2 separate regions of the Homo sapiens genome follow, and region 1 is linked to region 2. Evidence: read pairs that join two places in POLR2A ChIA-PET (ENCODE). Cell type or tissue: K562. All regions are shown on one strand. Links, peaks and the distances in the headings refer to the core of each region. The heading gives the core; the rest is flanking DNA. Region 1 overlaps MED13L (mediator complex subunit 13L). Region 2 overlaps LINC03088 (long intergenic non-protein coding RNA 3088).

Region 1 (8,341 bases), core at 153-8,152, 490 kb after region 2:
CACTATGGAAACAGCAGTTTGCAATATGGTTTTAGGTCTCAGCATTGGAAGTTGGAGTATGTTTAAGCAAGCAATCAAAAGAAAATTTTGTTGTGAGATTCTTGTAGTGCTCCAATTTTAAACAAAATCATAGTTTGAAGAAATGTAATCTTAAGGTTTCTCCCATTTTGTTGCAGCTCACAATCATTAGTTAAAACTTTGATTCATGACAGGGCGTGGTGGCTCACGCCTGTAATCCCAGGACTTTGGGAGGCTGAGGTGGGCAGATCACCTAAGGTCAGGAGTTCGAAACCAGCCTGACCAATATGATGAAACCCCGTCTCTACTAAAACTACAGAAAAAATTAGCCGGGCATGGTGGCATGTAACCCCAGCTGCTCCGGAGGCTGAGACAGGAGAACTGCTTAAACCCGGGAGGTGGAGGTTGCGGTGAGCCGAGATCACGCCATTGCACTCCATCCTGGGCAACAAGAGTGAAATGCCGTCTCAAAACAAAACAAAAAAACAAACTTTGATTCACCTTAAAGAAATAATTGAGATGATAGTAAAGAGTGTTATGTATTCCTGTTATGTAACTTGCCAGTACCAGATTCCAGTTGGCTGGCATGCAAAGGAAATTTAGGTTTGGCGATGTCCTGTGTGTTCTTGAACAGAAGATTAAATACTTGAATGATAATTGTTTCTTTTGTAAAACTTGGATTGCCGACTTTTTTTTTTTTAAAGATGATTTATAAAGGATGTGTACAGGTTAGATTTCGAGGGGACTGTTTTCTGTTTAAGAAGTAACTCATTTTGCCGGGTGCGGTGGCTCATGCCTGTACTTTGGGAGGCTGAGGTGGGCGGATCACCAGGTCAGGAGTTTGAGACCAGCCTGACCAACATGGTGAAACCCTGTCTCTACTGAAAATACAAAAATTAGCCTAGCATGGTGGCGTGTACCTATAATCCCAGCTACTCAGGAGGCTGAGGCAGGAGAATTGCTTAAACCTGGGAGGCAGAGGTTGCAGTGAGCTGAGATCATGCCACCGCACTCCAGCCTGGGTGACAGAGCAAGACTGCATTTCAAAAAAAAAAAAAAAAAGAGAGAGAGAAATAACTCATTTTCAAGTTCCTCAGAAATTTCTATCACATATAAACAATGTAATTATATAGTAAGGAAGAACTGTTACAACTTTGACTAGCCATTTAGATTTAATTGATACTTTAGATATCTTACTGTGTATCACTTTAAATAAAAATCTACTGAAACCACTTAATCAAGATTCTACCTTTTTTGTAGACAAGTAGATGCAGTAGTGAGCAGTTAGAATTGCAGGCACTGTGTCTTTTAGTAGTTGAGGAGGGCGGGATCTCGTGTAGATCTGGAGGGACTTAAGAGCATGGATACTTCATCTCTGCCAGAGTTTCTTAATTGTGGCACTACAAGTTAAGTGTCCCCTATTTGAAACGCTTGGGACCAGAAGTGTTTGGGACTTTGGATTTTTTCAGATTTTGGAATATTTGCATATACATAATGATGTGTCTTGGGGATGGAACTCAAGTCAAAACATGAAATTTATTTATGTTTCATATACACCTTATACATACAACCTGAAGTTAATTTTATGCAACATCTTAAATAATTGTATGCATGAAACAGTTTTGACTACTGCAGCCTGTCATAGGAGGTCAAATGTGGAATTTTTCGCTTGTGGTATCATGTTGGCACTCAAAAAGTTTTGGGTTTTGGAGCACTTTGGATTTCAGATTTTTGTATTTGGAATGCTCAACCTGTATTGACATTTGGGCTGGATGTTGTTTGTGGAGCTGTCTGTCCTGTGTATTGTAGGGTGTTCAGCGTCATCTCTGGCCCCTGCCATTGGATGCCAGCAGTACCAAGACAGTGTCGTCGAGCCACAGTGATAAAGGTGAAATCTTTTCACCTTTTCCTTGTAGCTTAATTAATTGCAACAATTTTGAAATGCGAAACACCACAAAGTAAGTCACTTGGATTGTATAGATACTCAAATAAAGGAAATTCACATTTATGAGACGTGACCAGCATCTTACTGGTGTTATTTGTATGTCACTGGAATCTTTTACAGTTCTTTCAGGTAGTTACTTACACTCCTTTTAATAGACATGGTCACAGACTCAGAATATAGCTGATTGTATTTGGGCAAACAACTACTAATTATCTAATGAGGCACTGTCCCATGGAGAATGGCCATATCCATCCATGTAGGGTTGTATGTAAGACTTTGCCCTCATCTCTTTAGTTCTCCTCCCTTCTCTTTTTTTCTTTCTTCTATTCTTTTCTCTTGTAACCTTTAAAAAAAAAAAGGTTATTCACTGCTCAGGTATCTGAATGTCCCCATTATCTGACACCACTTTGAAATACCTTCATAGAGTGTTTATTTTTGGAGACAGTCTTGAATGTCGCCCAGGCTGGAGTGCAGTGGCATGATCATAGCTCGCAGTCCCTATTTTCTCGGTTCACGTGCTTCTCCGGCCTCAGCCTCCCAAGTAGCTGGGACTACAGACTACAAGTGTGCACCACCATGCCTGATAATTTTTTTGATTTTTAGTAGAGATGAGGTGTCACTATGTTGCCCAGGCTGGTCTCAAACTATTGAGCTTAAGTGATCCTCCTGCCCTGGCCTCCAAAAGTTCTGGGGTTATAGACGTGAGCCACCGTGCCTGGCCCAGATTTTATATTGTAACATAAATTAAGGAAGAAAAAGATAATCTCTTGTATTTATTGACACCAAAATATTCCCCTTTAAAAAAATTGTGTACACACACACACACACACACACACACACACACGTAAATCGTCAAATTTTAAATTATTTTGTGGTAAGAAGTTCTTAACTTTGGATTTAATTCATTAAAAAGTATAACCAGAGTTATTCAGTACCTTTCCAGTTTGAATAACTATGCTGCTTTCACTGTTTCCTATTTACTTTTGTTTTATACAGAAGTTATATTTGTGAATATATTTTCAAAATGCAGCTTCAGTGGAGAAAATTAGAATACACTATTCAAAATGGGTAGGGGAAACATGAATTCATGGCACAAATTCATTCTAATACACTTTGATTTGCTAACGGTGTAACTATATAATCTCTAATACATTCTTTATATTCAGAGTGTGCTTAAAAAGATGTTAGATTAATTTCTCATGTCAAACTGTCTTGCAGACTCTAAGCAGTCACAATATTTTAGAAGCGAATGAATATTCAGTTCAATTCAGCAAAAATATTTTGTAATTCCCAATATTTGCTGGATACTGCTTAAGTTGATTAAGACACTGTCCTTTGTCAAGAGGCTAGTGGGAGGAAAATAAAGACAGACCTAATTCTTTACTGTGAGGTGAAGACAAGGCAAGTGGGTTGTAAGAACAGTGCAGAAGTATCACAGGATTAGAGTGTTCATTTTGCTACTAACAAAGATATATTCATGTTCTTCTGTTTGTATGTTGGATACTTTTAACATGAATAGGGAAATTGCTGTTTTTCATTTTAAATGATTATGCATAGCTTTTCATAGTTATGCAGTTGAACTAAGCTCCAAAATTGACTTTAATTTTCAGAATTGTCTGGTACATAGCTTTGCAGTTCAATTCAAAGAAGAGTTTGCTCCGCAAGTCCTTAGGACTCTGGCTCCTCCAAATTATGAAAAAATTGGAATTATTTGCCAAAGAGTACAAACAGATTTCTGCAAATTTTCAATATAAAAAATACTTTTACCAGTCTTTGGTTGAGTATCAGAGAGTACTCTCATAGCTAACCATCATATACATAATACATATCTATGGAACTGATGCTGAAAATTCTGTGACTTCTATTAACAATTGTATCTGGGAGGCTAGGCGTGGTGTAATCTCAGCACTCTTTGGGAGGCTGAGACAGTCAAATTGAGCCCATGGGTTCGAGAGCAGCCTGGGCAACATGGTGAAACCCAGTCTCTACCAAAACAAACAAACAAACAAACAAACAAGCAAACAAAAAAGCGGGGTATTGGGATGTGCACCTATAGTCCCAGCTACCTGAGAGGCTGACAGGGGAGCATCACCTGAGCCCGGGAGATTGAGGCTGCAGTGAGCCGTGATTGTGCCACTGTACACTCCAACCTGGGCAACAGAGTGAGATTCTGTCTTTTAAAAAAAAATTGTTTCTTGGGAATTCCAAAGAAGGAATTGATATTACAGATTTAAGATTGTTGTTACTAAATACTTTTCCTTACACTGACTTTTTTCTGAGTATGACAGTGAACTCTTTTAATGTGTTACCTTTTTCCTCATAGGTCAGATTTACCTTTTTGTATGTTTTTAATAACAGCTATTCAGGTAGATAATCATTAATGAAAGAGGCCTATCTTAAAAACAGTTAAGAATAGTATGATTAGGTACCAAGTAAATAATATCAATGTAAAGTGTAATTTTAAAGTTATATAAATAGCATTATTATTTGAGAAACTTTCATGTGAAATGACTGAGATTTAAGGCAAAGTGATGTTTCTTGGTTTACTTAGGGACAGAGAAAAGTATTTCATTGGGGAGACACAGATGAGTAATGGTCAAGATGGACATAAATTATGTGAAATTTGTTTTTACCTAAGAATATTTCTGAGACAGAGACTCAATGCCTAGCTTTGGAAAGATTTTGAATTGCTGTGATGGTCTTGAGGATTGCTTCTTTACAAGTGGTATTCTGATTTCTTTTGTATAAAGTTTAGACACAGACAAAACTAACTTACGATAATAGAAGTCAGGATCATGTATACGCTTACTGTGGAGTAGTGCCTGGGGAGGGGTCATGAGGGAGGTGACTTAGCGTTCTAGGAAGTTGATTTTGTTTCAAGATTTCGGTGTTGGTGAGTGGGGGAGGGGGGTACTCATTACACAGGTGTGTTCACTTTGTGAAAATTAATTGAACTGTACCCTTAACATACCTGTACTTTTTTGTATGTGTGTTTTTGGATACTTAGATAAAAATTTACCCAATTAACAAAAATGCAATAGAAGCTAATTTAACCAAGTTATTGCAGTATTTAAGAATTTGAGGATGAGGGAGTGTATATGGAATGGCTATCTTATACTCCAGGCACATAAACAAATTCAAGAAATTTACCTTTTTTTTTTTTTTTTTTTTTGGCTGAGTTCTCGATTCTGCATATGTACCACAGGTCAGAGCCATTGAGTTAACTGGTTGCCTCCCCTTCCTCCCCCTTGCTTTTTCTCAATTCCTTCATGTCTTTGTTTCATCTGTTTTCTATTTTCCTGGCCCACTGGCTTCTTTCTCTTGATCCATACCATTTTGGTCCTTCAGCTGAATTTTTTTCTTTGCCTTTGCTCCTTAAGGCTCTATCATGTTTCCATTTGGTTTTCAAAATTCTCCAGAGATAACTTTTGTTGTTGCCTCTGCTTATCCTCAACCCTTGGCAATCTCACTTTTTTCCTTGCTAACCTACTGAGACTACAGTCAAAGGCCCTGTCCAAGGCCAGTTCTTAGCCTTCATCAAATTCAGCTTACATTCTTCATATCCTCTTGTTGTTCACCCTTTTTCTTTGCTACTCTTCTGTTTCTCTGCCTTTTACTGTTCTTTTTTGATGATGATGATGATGATGATGATGGGAGCTTATATTTATTGAGCCTTAGTGTAAGTCAGACACTGTTATATGTACTTTACATGTGAGCCTTAGTTTCTATAATGTTTTACATGTGGGTTACATGAAGACAAAATGACTTAATTCAACAACAGTATAAAGGATGGTCTGCTATTATCCCTGTTCTACATGTGAAAAAACCAAAGCACGAGAAGCTTAAGGAACTTGTCCAAGTTCACACAGGTTAAGTGGTAGATCTGGGATTCCTTTCCAGGTAGTCTAGCTTTCTTTCTGTTACACAGGTAGTGAGTCCTTATCCAGTTTTATTCCTGATCCACTTTTTTTCTCCTCTCACTCCACTTGATTTTTCAGTGGTCTCTTCCACTCCCATAGCTTCCCTGGTTGCCTGTCTGGGATCGAGACTTTTGATACCATCTCTAGCCAGACTGTTTTCTTGAGCTCCATTCTGATATTTTCGATATTATGTTGGACTCTTCCATATGAATTTTTCACCATCTCATATTTGACATGATTTTGTTAATCATCTGCATTTATTAATGACCCTCCTATTATTATTATGCATTACTGTGTTTCCTGTCAAGGTTTAACGGCATCATTTCTCAGTTATTTACCCATGTTTGAATTCCTCCTTCTTTCTTCACTTGTAACTGTAGTTACTTAAAGTTCTGCCAGTTCTCCTTCTCTAATGTTTAGTATGCTGCTCTGTTTCCTTCTCATACCTGCTTTTCTGGGTCCTCATCAAGGACGTCCTGACTTGTCTCCTTGTTTTTAGCCTTTTCTGTCTCTAATCTGCATCTTTCAGGTAACCTGAAGAGTTAATGTTTCTTAAAAGTTAAGGTCTCAATATTCCTGGGTTCAGAAACTGAACTCCATTTTATTTAGAAAAGTAGAAACTTCTCAGCATGCCGTTTAAATTTTTCTCTTTGTTGCATATTCAGATACTTCAGTGTCTTAGTTTTTGTTGTTACCTCTACCTACAATATTCTTTTTTCGTCAGAATTAAGCTTTTTAAGAATGTTTTTAGGGTCAGGGAAGGGGGTGTGGGTATGTTTCCCCTGTGGAGTGATTATACCTTTATAAAAACCTCACATAATAGGGGACTCAGGAAATATTTGTTAATATGTATTGAAATTATTTCAAATGGAATTTAGTCATGACCCAAATCTTGCTTGAGATAAATCTTAACACTTTTGGCGGGAAGGTGCTGGTTTTCTTGGGGTAAATTATATAAACTCTATGGAGTCTTAATACTCTTTTTTTTCTTAAATTATTTTTTGGCAGAGACAGCAGCTAACATCTTTGTGTGTGAATATATTTATGTATTTTCTTTTCTTTTTTTGGAGACAAGATCTCATTCTGTTGCTCAGGCTGGAGTGCAGTGGTGTGATCATGGTTTACTGCAGTCTCTAACTCCTGGGCTCAAGTGATCCTCCTGCCTCAGCCATCTGAGACTGCAGGCTCGCATCGCTGCTCCCGCCTAATTTTTAGTTTTCTATAGAGATCAGGTCCCACTGTGCTATGTTGCCCAGGCTGGTCTCCAACTCCTGGGCTTAAGTGATCTTCCCTCTGTGGTGGCCTCCCAAAATGTTGGGATAACAGGCGTGAACCACTGTGCCTGGCTGGGTTTTCATACATGCAAGTTTACACATGTATTTTATCTTACATGATAGACTGACATTCACTTAGACAACTCTAGAAGCTAAATTTGTAATCTGTTCAGATAGGTGTTGGCAGCTAGTAACAACTATCCCATAGAGTTATCCCATAGGCATCAATATTTTAACCAAAATCTGGATTGGAGAAACTTAGTCATTATGGGGCCTATCTGTTAGCAAAATCGAATAGTCAGATATGCTTTGACCTTAGGTTCCTTTAGCCAAACCTTTTTTGTTTTTCCCAGTAAAAAAAAAAAAACAAAACAAAAACGAGTTTGTAAATATTGTATCTAATTCTTTTTAGATGTAGCTCTAGCTTTTACATAGAAAATGGATAGTTTTGATCATTTAAATGAATCAGTGTCTCTCTACCTATTACTCTTTCAGGTGTTTGTGTCTTAGAATTATCATTTACCCTTGGGCAGTTAAATTGAATTTCTTTTAATTTGTTCATTTTATCTATCCAAAAGAAACCTTGCATCTTATGTGACGGCTTCTAATTTCTACAGTTGTGACTGGTACTTTCTCTGCTTAGTCACTAAGAAACCTTCGTCTCTTTCGGTTACTGCCTTTTAAAATGTGTAGTACTTCTGTTAACTTTTGCCTGAAAATTTGGGGTTAAGTTTTTGAGTTTTTATTTTTATTGATTGATAGACACAGGGTCTTGCTCTGTAACCCAGACTAGAGTGCAGTGGCATGATCATAGCTCATTGCAGCCTTGGACTCTTGGATTCAAACAGTCCTCCTGCCTCAGCCTCCCAAGTAGTTGGGACTACAGTGCTATCACACTGGGCTAATTTTTACTTTTTTGTAGGGATGGGCATCTTGTTATGTTGCCCAGGCTGGTCTCAAACTCCTGGCCTCAAGGTGTCCTCTCGCCTTGGCCTCCCAAAGCTCAGATTTAACATACATGTTTGCACTGGGTTATCCTGGCTTTTCCATTCTTCTGTTTCTCCTTTATGGTGTAATATGAGAATATTTACCCAGTCGACCTTTCATGTGGATAGTCCTTTGTGCTCCTGATTCCTTATAAATTAAGGCAACTTATGTGAATTTCTCGTTTTGTTATCCAGCAA
Region 2 (8,341 bases), core at 9-8,008:
ATTAATATCTGAAGAATAAACAAGAGTTAATTCAGTGAATAAGGGGTGGGGTCGGTGGGGTGTGGGCACCATAAACAGCATATACAAAGGCCCTGTGGTGGAGGAAATGAGCAATTGACAAGCTTCAGATGTAGCTCAGGAAGCATGTGTGGATAAGGTGAGGACACAGAGAAAGCCGGGCCATATGCAGCCTTTCCCCAGAGCAGTGGGAAGTCACTGATACATCTCAAGGCAGGAAGTTGAATGACTTTGGAAGGCATCAATAGGAAAAGCTGGCCAGAAAACCAGAAGGCCCCCCAATTCTCCCTATTAAATCTAATCAACAGAATGAGAACCTATCTGGAACAGAACAGGCATTGATGTTACCCAGGTTAAGAAGAAGCTGAGATGTACGGGCCTGCTGGTCTGTGGTTACTGGAGAAGACAAGACAATATTTTCCCCCAAACTTTGTTATGCCTTCTTTCCTAGGTGGCGCCCTTGGGAAATAGATTCTGAGGCAGAGATTTGTGTGCAGGTTTATGGGTGTGTGTTCTTGGAAACAACATCCATAAGGACGTAAGGGCAATATTGGGCGGATACAAGGGAGATCTCAGGTTATCCCAGAGCTCCCTAGAACCAGTGAAGCAGGAGACGGGACTTAACTCCAGGGGTGGGGCTTGGACACTGGACCACATTGAGGACTAGCTAAAACAGGGATGGGGCAGTAGCACCTCTCCATAAGACACGCCCACCTGTGAGCGCTGACAGTTTACCATTGCCATGGCAACACTGGGAGTTACTGCTCCTTTCCGTGGCAAAGACCGAGGACCCAAATGCTACCACCCTTTCCTTGAAATTTCTGCATAAACTGCCCCTTAATCTACATGTAATTAAAAGTAGCTATAAATATTTTCGTTTGTTTTTTTGGAGGCTGCATTGAGCTGAGGTCACGCCATTGCACTCCAGCCTGGGCGACGAAGTGAGACTCTGTCTCAAAAAAAAAAAAAAAAAAAAGAAAGAAAGAAAAAAAAAGAAAATACAGGCATTTGTTGTGCTGTGCGTTGGGTATACAGCAAGCTTGAAACAGGCATGCAGGCACGGCTGTGGGCTCCTGGTCCTCACAGCCTGGCAGGAAAGGCAGGCCCTTGGACACTGAAGTGAGGGGAAGCAAAGTTACTGGAGATGAGAACAAGGGACCCAACTGTCATGTAAGACAGGATGTGGCATGTGTTACAGTAAAAGCAAAAGTTCACTAAAAAAGCTTCTGCACAGCAAAAGTGATAATCAACAGAGTGAACAGACAAGCTGCAGAATGGGAGAACATATTTGCAAACTGTGCATCTGACAAAGGACTGATATCCAGAATCTACAAAGAACTCGAACAACTCAACAACAACAAAGGGCAAATAACCCCATTAAAAGGTGGACAAAGGACATGAACAGACATCTTGTTAAAGGAGACACACAAATTACCAAGAAACATGTGAAAAATGCTCAACATCGCTAATCATCAGAGAAACGCAAACTGAAACCACAGTGAGATACTATCTCACTCTAGTCAGGATGACCATCATTAAACAGGCAAAAAAATCACAGATGTTGGCGAGGATGTGGAGAAAAGGGAACACTTCTACACTGCTGGTGGAAGGTAAATTAGTACAACCTCTATGGAAAACAGTAGGGAGATTTCTCAAAAGAACTAAAAATAGTCCTACTATTCGATCCAGCAACCCCAAAACTGGTGTATATACCCGAAGGAAAAGAAATCATTGTATCAAAAAGATACCTGCACCCATATCGCAGCACTATTCACAATAGCAAAGATAAAGAGGCTAAGTATCCAGAACACATGAATGGATAAATATCTCTCACACACACACACACACACACACACACACACACACACACGAAGACTACTCAGCCATGTAAAAGAATGAAATCATGTCCTTTGCAGCAACGTGAATGGAACTAGAGGCAGTTATCTTTAAGTGAAATAACAGACACAAAGTCAAATACTGCATGTTCTCACTTATAAGTGGGAGCTAAATAATATGAACACATGCACATAGAGAGTGGAATAATAGACATTGGAGACTCAGAAGGGTGGGGAGGGGGAGGGAGAGGGATGAAAAGTTACTTAATGGGTACAATGTACACTATTCGGGTGATGGCTACACTAAACCCCAGACTTCACCAGTATGCAATATATCCATATAACAAAACTGCACCTGTACTCCCGAAATCAATCAATCTATGTATTTTACCGATCATCTATCAGTCTATTTATCTTATCTTTCATCAATCTATCTTATCTATCAATCATCTATCTTATCTATCATCTATCAATCATCTATCCATCGTATCTATCTTCTATCAATCATCTTATCTATCATCTATCAATCTATCAAGTCTTATCAATCTATTATCTATCTATCTATCCACCCATCCAATCTCGCTCTCTTTCTCTTTCTCTCTCTCTCTCCCCCTCTCTAAAGCACAAGCTCGGCTGGGCGCAGTGGCTCATGCCTGTAATCCCAGCACTTTGGGAGGCGAGGCAGGCAGATCATTTGAGGTCAGGAGTTCAATGAGACCAGCCTGGCCAACATGGTGAAAACCCTGTCTCTACTAAAAATACAAAAAAAGTGAGCTGGGCATGGTTGGTGGCATGCATCAGTAATCCCGGCTACTCAGGAGGCTGAGGCAGGAGAATCGCTTGAACCCAGGAGGCAGAGGTTGCAGTGAGCCGAGATCATGCCACTGCACTCCAGCCTGGGTGATAGAGTGAGACCATGTCTTCCCTCACCAAAAAAAAAGCACAAGCTCAGGAAGTTGGGAACACACATGGGGAGACACGTGCTCTGGGATATGAGATTGGGGGTAGAAACCCCCAACGTGCATGCTCTGAGTTGAGCCTGGAGAGACGGCACTATTGAGAGATGAAGGGATGAGGAGGAGCACATGGGCAGAAGGAACCACAGCGGCAAAAGCAGCGACAAGCCACTGCACCCGGGAGGATGGCTATAACCAGGGAAACAAAAGAGGAAAATAACAAGTGTTGACGATGATGTGGAGAAACTGGAATCCTCATGTGTTGCTGGTGCAAATATAAATACAGAGCAGCCATTCTGGAAAAAATACAGTGCAGCCATTGTGCCATTTTGGGCAGTTCCTCAAAAAGTTAAACATAAAATTATCATGTGATATAGCGTATCCACCCCTAGATATATACCCCAAATAACTGAAAACAGGGGTATTTAAAGAGATACTTGAACACAAATGTTCATAGCAGCACTACTTACAGTAGCCAAAAGGTGAAAACAGCCTGAATGTCTATTGATGGAGGAATGGCTGAACAAATTGTGGGCTATTCATACAATGGAATATTATATGGCTATAAAAAGGAACCAAGTACTGACCCATACTACAACATGGATGAACTTTGAAAACATTATACTAAGTGAAGGAAGTCAGGCATAAAAGGTGACCTACTGTATGACAGCATTAGAGGAAATGTCTAGAATAGGCAAATTCATAGAGACAAAAAGTAGATTTGTGGTTGCCAGGGCCTGGGTGCCAGGGGAGAAACTGGAGAAACTGCCTAATAGGTTGAGAAATTTTACTCTGGAGTCATTGAAATGTTTTGGAACTATGTAGAAGTGGGGTTTGTACAACATTGTGAATATACTAAAACCCACTGAATTCTACCCTTTAATATGATTTTTTATTATGTGAATTTCACTTAAATATATATATATATATATATAATTTTTTTTTTTTGAGACAGCGTCTCACTCCATCACCTGGGTTGGAGTGCAGTGGTGCAATCTCAGCTCACTGTGACCTCTGCCTTCCGGGTTCAAGCAATTCTCCTGCCTCAGCCTCCTGAGTAGCTGGGATTACAGGCATGTACCATTACGCTTGGCTAATTTTTGTATTTTTAGTAGAGACAGGGTTTTGCCATGTTGGCCAGGCTGGTCCTGAGCTGCAGCCTGCCTCGGGTCCCGAAGTGCTGGGATTAGAAGCGTGAGCCACTGCGCCTGGCTCCACCTAAATAATTTTTTTTTTTTAAGCACAGGGAAGTGCAGTCTGTAGGGGAAGAACTGACGTTAGAGTAGGGAGCTAGGCAGACATGAGCAGGGCAGGAAAGGGCCCCCACCCCGACCCACAGGAATGTCAAGTGACCATCAGGTGATAGTCAGGTGGTTGTTAAACTCTCTCTCTAAAATACTAATTGGGCCAGGTGTGGTGGCTCACACTTGTAATCCCAGCACTTTGGGAGGTGGAGACATGTGGATCACTTGAGGTCAGGAGTTCGAGACCAGCCTGGCCAACATGGTGAAACCTCATCTCTACTAAAAATACAAAAATCAGTGGGGCATGGTGGTGGGCACCTGTAATCCCAGCTACTCAGGAGGCTGAGGCAGGAGAATCGCTTGAACCTGGGAGGCAGAGGTTGTAGTGAGCCGAGATCATGCACCACTGCACTCCAGCCTGGGTGACAGAGTGAGAAATCTTGCCTCAATAAATAAATAACTAAATAAATAAAATAAAAATTGGTCACAGCTGGTGCCAGAAAGGCAGGCTCCCAATAGATAGAAAACACCTGAGGCTGGTGATAACTGCTTCTGGATAAGATCTCAGCAGTTGGGCGAGTGAGCTCCAGCATGTGCATTAAGAGGCAAAATGGCTGGGGTTTAACTGATCTATGACCTTCTTCTAGCATTGCTCGAATGGTAAGGGAAGAACGCCTCACATGAGCATGCACACAACTTCAGTAAACACACTGTGCATGCGGACCCTCCTGAATGCACAGGTCCCCGCTCATATGGACAGCCCACCCCAAGGAAGAGTTAGGAAGAAGAAATGCAGACCCCGGAACCAAGCCAATGTATAAAACCCCAGGTCAAGGGTTGGACAACACACTTGGGTCTCTCAAGTCACCCACTTGGTCCTCCTCTTCCAAGTGTACTTCCTTTTGTTCCTGCTCTCAAATGTTTTAATAAACTTTTACTCCTGCTCTAAAACTTGCCTTGGACTTTCACTCTGCCTTATGCCCTCAGCTGAATTCTTTCCTCTGAGGAGGTAAGAATCAAGTTGCTGCAGGCCTGTATGGATTTGCCGCTGCTCACACTGATGGTAGATGGATTTCTGAGATTGACTTTGGTATGAGGTGAGTGAGAAGGCATAACCTTGAAAATGAGGGTTGAGGCTATTTGTAGATTTCTTAAGTGCAGTGTTAAAGACTTTCAACTTTATTTGGTAGCCAGGGGGATCCCTTTGCTTTCTCTGTACTCAGTGGCCTAGAGCAAGGATTGACACACTTTTCCTAGGAATGAGCAGATAGTAAATATTTCCAGCTTTTCGGGACACACGATCTCTGTTGGAACTACAGCCAGCCCTCTCTATCCTCAGGTTCCGAATCCAAGGATTCAACCAATTGCAGATAAAAAATATCAAAAACAATAAAAATAATAACTAAAATAATACAAATTAAATAACAATACAGCATAACAACTATTTACACTGCATTTACATCGTATTGGGTATTGTATCTAGAGATGATATAAAGTATACAGGGAAAATTTAAAGTATACAGGGGTATATGCAAGTACTATACCATTTTATATCAAGGACTTGAGCATCTGTGGATTTTAGTAATCTGGGAGGTCCTGGAACCAATCCCCCACGGATACCGAGGGACAACTGTACTCAACCCTGCCACTAAGGCACAAAATGAGCCATAGACAATCTGTAAACAGGTGGGCATGGCCATTGGCCAATACAACCTTATTCATAGACACTTTACTTTTGATTTCATTTTATTATTTAGAGACAAGATTGTCTTGCTCTTGATAAAATAAAAACTTCAGCTGGATTAAATTTAAAGTAGTTTAATTGAGCAATGAACAATTCAGAAATTGGGCAGCCTCCTGTGCCAAGGTACGCTCAGAGACCCCAGCGCAGCCATGTGGTGGATGATTGGTGGACTGAAAAAGGAAAGCGAGGTACAGAAAATGGATGTGAGGTACAGACACAGCCGGACTGGTTACAGCTCGGCGTTTGCCTTATTCGAACACAGTTCAAACAGTTGGCTACATTTATTGGCTAAAACTTGGTGACTGGCACAAGTGTAGGCTACGGTCAGTTTACACCTTCACTTTTTTGTTGAGACGGAGTCTCGCTCTGTCGCCCAGGCTGGAGTGCAATGGCGCAATCTGGGCTCACTGCAACCTCCGCCTCTCGGGTTCAAGTGACTCTCCTGCCTCAGCCTCCTGAGTAGAGTAGCTGGGATTACAGGTTCCTGCCACCACTCCTGGCTAATTTTTGTATTTTTAGTAGAGATGGGGTTTCACCATGTTGGCCAGGCTGGTCTCGAACTCCTGACCTCAAATGATCCGCCCACCTCGGCTGCCCAAAGGTCTGGGATTACAGGCGTGAGCCACCGCACCCGGCCTCCTCCACTTATTATAGTCCATGATGTACAGAGAAACCTTTAGGCTGAACTTAAAATATGTAAGGGGGAAGCTTTAGGCTAAACTTTAACTCTGTCACCCATGCTGGAGTGCAGTGGCGCAATCATAGCTCACTGCAGCCTCAAATTCCTGAGCCCAAGCCATCTTCTCGCCTCAGCCTCCTCAGTACCTGGGACTATAGGCACATGTCACTGCATCTGGCTAATTTTTTAATTTTTTGAGTGACAAGGTCTCACTATTGCCCAGGCTGGTCTCGAATCCCCGGGCTCAAGCGATCCTCCCACCTCAGCTTCCTGGGATTACAGGTGTGGGCCACCAAGCCTGGCCCATGTAATTTTTATGTGTCATCAAGTATTATTCTTTTTTGACTCCCCTCCAACTCCAACCATTTTATTGATTGATTGATTGAGACAGAGTCTCACTGTCTCCCAGGCTGGAGTGCAGTGGCATGGTCTCGGCTCACTGCAGACTCTACCTCCCAGGTTCAGCCGATTCTTGTGCCTCAGCCTCTCGAGTAGCTGGGATTACAGGAACCTGCCACCATGCCCAGCTAATTTTTGTATTTTTAAAAGAGACAGGGTTTTGCCATATTGGCCAGGCTGGCCTCAAACTCCTGACCTCAGGTGATCCTCCTGCCTCGGCCTCCCAAAGTGCTGGGATGACAGGTGTGAGCCACCACGCTGGGTCCCCTCCAACCACTGTAAAATGTAAAAACCATTCTTAGCTTGCAGGCAGTAGACCTGCAGCCAACAGTTTGACAACTCCTGGCCTAGAGGGATACAGGAAATATGGAAGTTGAAATTTGGGGTGTTAAAGTTGTCAGCTGTTCCTGGCTGACTACAGACTCTTGCCTTCTACCTTCAGCTTGTCAGTAAAATGGGAATAATTCTAAAACAAAGCTCTGGAGATGGGGGTTTAGTGGGGTTGGGAGGGGCAAGTTCTGTTGGAACAGTCATGAATCACATTTCAGAATATCAAGTATCATGAATGCATTTCACCATTAGCACCGTCCCTCAGGCTGGAGCATGCACGAGTCTAAAGATGAATGTGTCCAGCCAGGCGTGGTGGTTCACACCTATAATCCCAGCACTTCGGGAGGCCAAGGCGGGTGGATCACTTGAGGCCAGGAGTTCGAGACTGGCCTGGCAAACATAGTGAAATCCCATCTCTACTAAAAATACAAAAATTAGCTGGGCGTGGAGGCACGTGCCTGTAATCCCAACTACTCAGGAGGCTGAAGCAGGAGAATAGCTTGAACCTGAGAGGTGAAGGTTGCAATGAGCCAAGATTGTGCCATTGAACTCTAGCCTGGGTGACAGAGTGAGACTCCGTCTCACAAAAATACAAAACAAAAAACCAGACGTGTCTGATAGGGAACCTGGTGACATCCTGAAAAACTCAGGAGAGGGAAATGGAGTCATGGTTGGTTCAGGATCTTTGGGAGTGTTTTCCCAGTGTGAAACTCACTTGAAAGTAAAATCAAAACCAAACTATTTTCTCTCCTGTCTTTCCTTATGGAGGAATTGGCGATCCCCATTCGGGCCCTTGATCCCCCACCTCTGCGTCTCCCTGTGTCATGCGCATGTATAAGTGGCCCTTGTGGATTGCTGCCTGGCCGAGTGTTCTCATGGCACGTTGTATTCCACAGGCCCGGTTTACCCCGCCACAGCTGCCTGGAAGACCCTTCTAATGCCTGCGCTTGAAAAGACACACTCTAAGCCATCCTTTTCCCTCCAATCCCTACACAAACGCAAATGATAATTACACAGCCAGGAATGCTCAAAGGGAACATTTGGTTTGGGTTTGCAACTCGGAGACCCACAAATTCCAGGAAGAAACTAATAAAATATCAACCTCGAATCTCACCACTGACTCAGACCTCTTTCCT

The links. ChIA-PET counts read pairs that join two places held together with the same protein. Peaks named below come from ENCODE experiments on the same cell type or tissue, not always from the same donor. Only the 100,000 strongest peaks of a DNase experiment are listed, where the experiment ranks them.
Region 1: POLR2A ChIA-PET joins it to region 2 with 5 read pairs; 2 of 35 experiments call an interaction of 5 or more read pairs at or near these places.

Annotation. Positions count from the first base shown.
Region 1 is chr12:116,173,671-116,182,011 of GRCh38, reverse strand. All of the region lies in intron 2 of MED13L (mediator complex subunit 13L), which reads left to right. Among named protein-coding and RNA genes, the nearest start is that of MIR620, 29 kb to the right of the region's middle. In K562, for the core only: no CTCF peak of the experiment used is centred there; a DNase peak (open chromatin) is centred at 4,791.
Region 2 is chr12:116,666,172-116,674,512 of GRCh38, reverse strand. All of the region lies in intron 1 of LINC03088 (long intergenic non-protein coding RNA 3088), which reads right to left. Among named protein-coding and RNA genes, the nearest start is that of LINC03088, 8.8 kb to the right of the region's middle. RefSeq lists enhancers at 1,260-1,569, 8,169-8,341. In K562, for the core only: a CTCF peak has its summit at 468; a DNase peak (open chromatin) is centred at 442.